2 separate regions of the Mus musculus genome follow, and region 1 is linked to region 2. A link is a loop called in an ENCODE intact Hi-C map of the cell type or tissue named here. Cell type or tissue: heart. All regions are shown on one strand. Links, peaks and the distances in the headings refer to the core of each region. The heading gives the core; the rest is flanking DNA. Region 1 holds the start of Chchd5 (coiled-coil-helix-coiled-coil-helix domain containing 5). Region 2 holds the start of Vinac1 (vinculin/alpha-catenin family member 1).

Region 1 (2,803 bases), core at 15-2,514, 64 kb after region 2:
CATGCATGCTTGTGTGTAGATATAAACTTCTTGTATCTGGGACAAACGTTCAAGAAGCAATTATTGCGTCATAAGATAGTTACCTGATTTCATAAGAAATAGGGGAGGGAGTGAAGGAATGGCTGACTAAAGTGCTTGCTATGCAAGCAGGAAGACCTGAGTTGTGGATCTCCAACACCTGCATAAAAACCTGCAGAAAAGGCATGGTAGGGCAGACTTGGAATCCCAGTGTTGGGATGAGGAGACAGCTCCTGGATGTTCACTGGTGGGTTTTAAGGTTCAGTGACACCCTGTCTCCAAAAAGCTTCAGGTGTCAAGCAATAGAGGAAGCCACCTGCCGCCAGCCTCTGCCTGCACACATGTACATCACACACATGTCCCTAGTTTCCTTTTCCTGCTCCCTCTTAGCGGCTACTGACATTTACAGCGTGCCTGTCCTGGTGTTTTCTCTCAGACCAATAACATTGCCCTTGATTGTCCTAAATGAGTACCTTTTAAAGTTCTTTCATTAATGAGCTCCCCAGAAGGGAACCCCAGTAACAGAAGCACTCTTGAGACCTGCATTTCTCAGATCCGCTTCACTTCAAACCTTAGGGTTATCTAGTTCTCTCCATTCCATTCTTAATGACTCTTTTGACAGCAACCAGACAAAAGGAAACTAGAAGTGTGGAGTGTCAAGTTTCCCAAAAATGAAAGTGTCACTGTATATTATGAAGGCCAAAGCAGTCGTTCTCATTTTACAACTGCGTGCTAAGGTAATCACCTTACCGCTCATTTTCTCTAGCTTAGGCCTCTCCATATGAGGAATATTTAGCCTTACAGGGAAATGAACTTCCAGGTCTAGCCCTATAATCTGAAGGCAAATGTGGAGAGGGTGCAAACACCACCTAAGGAAATTACAAAGAAAATAATTTGTGCACGATTGCAAGGAGCAAGCAATAAAACCCACTCTCATCCTGCCTTTACCACCTATGGCAGGAAAAGGACATGTCTGAGTGAATAATCGGATGGGAAGCCCAATGTGGCGTTTAAGATCATTCCTTTCCGTCAAGTTGGAACTAAAGTCAGGAGGAGAATACGCAGTGGCGGAAAGCCACTGGTAGCTCAGCCTGAGAGGGCAATCCCCGTGTTCCTAAACTAGCAGCGGCGGGCACAGCTGCCGCCTCAGCCGCAGCGTGTGCCGAGCCATAGTCACGCGGGCCGGTGGCCTCAACTCCAGCCGGGAAAGTGGCAGCGCGAGCGGCTGTAGATCTGACCTACAGGGAACCAGCTCTGGTGCTCTGTGCCTGGCTGCTCGATCACGGCCGAAGTCCTGCTTCCGGTGATCACTAAACGCGACCACCACAAGCCGGAAGTAAATAAACTAAAATAGCTGACGGACCGGAAGTAGTTACAGGGGCCTCCTCCCGGATAGGCAGTGAGGCGGAAAGCAAAGCAGGACACAGCCATGAAGGTTGGACCAATGTGGGATGAGTGGCAGGGACGCTCGACGACCGGAAGAGTGAGGCCAGGAGGTCTGGGTTGGGCGCCGCCATAACAACCTGATACCGGAAAAGGCGGGTCTCTTCTCCCTGACTGATCGGCGCTTGAATTCGCCTGGAGATGTGAGTTACAACTCCCTATAACTCTAGATCATGCTTGTCAGACTGCACGGTCCCCAACGGGAAATGACTGAATTCAAGACTCCAGGCCTGCTTCACAATAGCCAGACTTTTTGTCTTAGGACTTCCACGATCTCCCGGGAAATCCCACCTTGTTCCACAACGCGCAGGGATCGGCGCTTATTTCTGCCCCTCGTTGGTTGTCCCTATCACAGGATCTTTACACCCCCCACCCCCAATCCAGACTAGTCCAATCACAGATCAAAATCAGAACTCTTTCTTGCCTTCTCTTGAGATTATCTTCAGTTTACCCTGTCCCACAGGCAGGCAGCCCTGGAAGTCACTGCTCGATACTGCAGCCGAGAGCTGGATCAGTATGGCCAATGTGTGGCAGCCAAGCCAGAGTCGTGGCATCGAGATTGTCACCACCTTAAGATGAGCATTGCTCGCTGCACGTCCTCCCAGTGAGTGTACAACTGGGGGCTAGAGGGTGCCAGGCAGTAGGGTTTGAATGCTTCAGGGTCTAAAATGCCCTACCCCCCACAGCCCGATCATCCGCCAGATCCGCCAGGCCTGTGCTGAGCCCTTTGAAGCCTTTGAGAAGTGTCTTCGCTTGAATGAGGCAGCAGTGGGCAACTGTGCTGAACACATGCGCCGCTTCCTGCAGTGTGCAGAGCAGGTGCAGCCACCAAGTTCACCCACAACTGGAGAGGTAAAGGAGGCTAACTTGATCGTAGCTTTTTCCTTTCACAACTCCCTTCATTTTCTAGTTTAAATACCTTCCAGAACCAGTCCCAGCCCCATTCCCATACATGGCCTTGGCTATGCATCCAAGAATCTAAAAACCATGGTTCTCTGTCCCCGAGTGGACATGCCTCTGCTTGTCACCACCTTTCACACTCCCCTCTGCCAGGGCACCTGCCCCAGCCTTTCCCCGGCTTGCCAGACCCTCTGTGTTCCATATAATGACCTGGATTCTAGTAATGATAATCCCTTGCTTAAAACTCTCTGGTGGCCACCAATTCACACTGGAACAAAGTCCCTGATTCTTACTGGATCCTGTGTTCTTCCTTTCCTCAGCCACTGTGTCCCCTTCACTACTTTCCAGCTGTGCTGGTAGGGGTGAGGGGGTGAGGTGGAGGGGTGCACAGAAAAGGATCTTGCTAATGTATACAATACATAAATACATATACAATATGTCT
Region 2 (2,803 bases), core at 132-2,631:
ACTGTACAAACTGAAGAAAGTCAGTCAGATGGCTAGTTTTAACCTTAAAGACTTTTCTTTCTTTCTTTCTTTCTTTCTTTCTTTCGGGTTTTTTGTTTTGTTTTGGTTTGGTTTAGTTTTTCGAGACAGGGTTTCTCTGTATATAGTTCTGGCTGTCCTGGAACTCACTCTGTAGACCAGGCTGGCCTCGAACTCAGAAATCCGCCTGCCTCTGCCTCCCAAGTGCTGGGATTAAGGGCGTGCTCCACCATTGCCCAGCTAAGACTCTTTTCTTAAGAGTATACTTATTAATATCTGTAAAGAACTCTCTATCTGTAGATTCACTTTGTCCCATCTTGAGAGATACCCATGAAATGCACACAACCCAGAACTGATGTCTTCTGACCTAAGACGGGTGCTGATAGCTTCCAACAGAACAGCTAGGCACTGATGGCACCTAGTATCAGCCTCTGCTGATGGCAGCAGGCAATAAAAGCCAGAGCTGATGGCTCCTGGCTTAACATGGGCACTGATGGTACCCAACCAGGAACTGATGGCCCCAACTATCCGCCTCTACTGATGGCAGAAGACAATTTAACTGCACACTCCTTGTCCAATGGATTTGTAAGACCCAGTTAAGAGTCCTATCTGTGTCCACTTACCTTATTCAATGTCGCTGTTCGGGTGCCAAATTAGAACATTGGGAGCCTCCTGGCCCGGGCCAGGGGTAGCAGTGGAGTCACAGAGTAAGGACTCTGGTGATGGCTTTAACGTCTGAGGGTCTTGGGGCTTTCTAGCTCTCTAATTATACTGAAATGCTGATGATAACTTCTAAAAAGTCCTAAAAACTTTCTTGCTCTTTCTGAGGGCTTGCTTGCTGGCTTAGGCGATTAACACCTGTAGCCTATCAGGGGAGGATTAAGCAATACAGCCTTTGTTCTATCTCAGCAGGAATCTTTCCTAAAATGAGTCCCTCATAGCCTTGCTTAATGAGGGCTCACTGTCGCAGATTATATAATAATCCAAGGCAGGCTACTTCAGGATGATCACCTGCTAGTTATTAGCTTGTCCCATTATGGCTCCTGACATGTGTCCGATTTTACCGCACCCAGATCAAACCCAGAGCTCAGTGCTGGCTAAGCAAGCACTCTACCAACTGAGCTACACCCATGCCTGGATCTTTTGTTTCATCCACCAAATCTGATTTTGAACTTGGTGGAAGACCCAGACAGAGGGCGGAAAGGGATATTGGCGGGCTATGGCGCAGCTGGAATTATTTCCCTTGGTCTCTCCACCGCAGTTTGCTATTACTGCAGCCACACTTGAGACCCATGTCACCGGCCACACACTGAGTGGCGGGGCGGCCCTGGTGGGCCCTGCTTGGGAGCTCCTGCCGCCGCAACCCGCAGACCTGCCCTTAGCGCCGCGCGGAATCACGGTCGTGGGCGGGGCGCCGGCGGTGGGCGGGGCGCTGGGGGTGGGCGCGGCGTCCGGGTGGCGCTCGCCACTCGGGCGGTGGCGCGGGCGCCCAGGGCAGACACTAGGGTAATCCGGAGGCGCGGCCCTGGAATTAGACCGACAGCGGGGCTGAGGCTGAGGCTGGGGCAGTGTGCACGCGGGGCCGCCGTGCCCTGGACTCGTGTAGCGGCTGCGGGGCGCGCTGCCCTTCGCCATGTACACCTTCGTGGTGCGCGACGAGAATAGCAGCGTCTACGCCGAGGTCTCCCGGCTGCTGCTGGCCACCGGCTACTGGAAGAGGCTACGGCGAGACAACCCCAGGTTCAACCTGATGCTGGGGGAGAGGAACCGACTGCCCTTCGGGAGACTAGGTGAGCCCTTCCCTCGTGGCCGCTGCGCGCATGAATCGGAGAGCGAGCGCTTTTGTTTTTTAAGGTCATTAATCTTCCCTAGGCGCGAGCTCACCTTAGCAGATATAAAATGGGTCTAGCAAGACCTAAACCCGTAGCTGGATTTGGAACGGAGTCTGGGTGCGGTTGCCCTGTCTGCTGACAGTGACCTATACCCGCACTCAGGGTGTCGGCCTGGTTCCCCTGCTTCCCTGGGCCCGCATCAGTCATCTTGCAGCTTTCCGCCACTTAGGATTCAGCTCTGTGTGGTGTGGGCGTGGAAGGGGAGTTGAAACCGCCGAGGCTTGGGTTACCCGGAGGCCAAGATGAACCGGCAGGGAATTTGGAGAAAACTCACTGACTTACCCAAAGCAGGAGCTTCCAGGGAAGCTGGAGCGTGGGGAGCTGTTCCATTTCAGACCTTTCCTTTAGCTGCACCAAAAGTTTACATTTGCAGCTGCATTTAGTGATGTTTTCTTACACGATCTTGGGTGACTTTTGCTCTCCTCATCCACATGTGCGAAACTGGCTTGGTACCATTCTATTCGCGTACTCTCATGTAGGAAGGGACAGCAACTCCCTTTTAAATGACGTAATCTTGAAGTTGTCCTAATGGGTTCAACTAGCATCCCACAGACTTGAACCTGGTCTCATGGTCCCTTCACTACATAGTCATCTGGGGAGGGCTTGCCTCTCTCTGGGTGTCTGGTTCTTTTCCAGAATTTCACTTGGGGGTGGGATCATTTGTATTTCAAGGACAGAAGAGGAGGGGGGCATCTCTACCTTAGCAAACACCCCAGAAAGTAGTGTCCCGTGTCCTGAAGAGGAGAGGTTTTTTTCAGACATAGGTGTGGTCAGCGGTGGATGAGGCTAAACGGAAAGCAGTTTGTTTGGAACTAACAGGCAATTTGGCAAGCTTGCATAGGGCACTTGGGTGACATTATAGCCACAGCAAGCTATGATGGCTTATGGAATGA

What was found. A loop is a pair of places that touch in the nucleus more often than their neighbours do. Peaks named below come from ENCODE experiments on the same cell type or tissue, not always from the same donor. Only the 100,000 strongest peaks of a DNase experiment are listed, where the experiment ranks them.
Region 1: a loop joins it to region 2, with 11 times the contacts of the local background. A loop is called at or near these places in 1 of 42 quality-filtered maps.

What each region holds. Positions count from the first base shown.
Region 1 is chr2:129,128,254-129,131,056 of GRCm38, forward strand. It overlaps Chchd5 (coiled-coil-helix-coiled-coil-helix domain containing 5), which reads left to right and starts at 1,447. Exons shown (of 4, transcript NM_025395.3): 1 at 1,447-1,604; 2 at 1,925-2,065; 3 at 2,148-2,313. The coding sequence starts at 1,603. In heart, for the core only: no CTCF peak of the experiment used is centred there; DNase peaks (open chromatin) are centred at 1,458 and 2,088; H3K4me3 peaks cover 2,068 bases; H3K27ac peaks cover 1,798 bases.
Region 2 is chr2:129,064,496-129,067,298 of GRCm38, forward strand. It overlaps Vinac1 (vinculin/alpha-catenin family member 1), which reads right to left and starts at 1,414. Exons shown (of 11, transcript NM_001370941.1): 1 at 642-1,414. Ttl (tubulin tyrosine ligase) reads left to right here and starts at 1,452. Exons shown (of 7, transcript NM_027192.2): 1 at 1,452-1,808. The coding sequence starts at 1,652. In heart, for the core only: no CTCF peak of the experiment used is centred there; DNase peaks (open chromatin) are centred at 1,436 and 2,066; H3K4me3 peaks cover 1,800 bases; H3K27ac peaks cover 1,428 bases.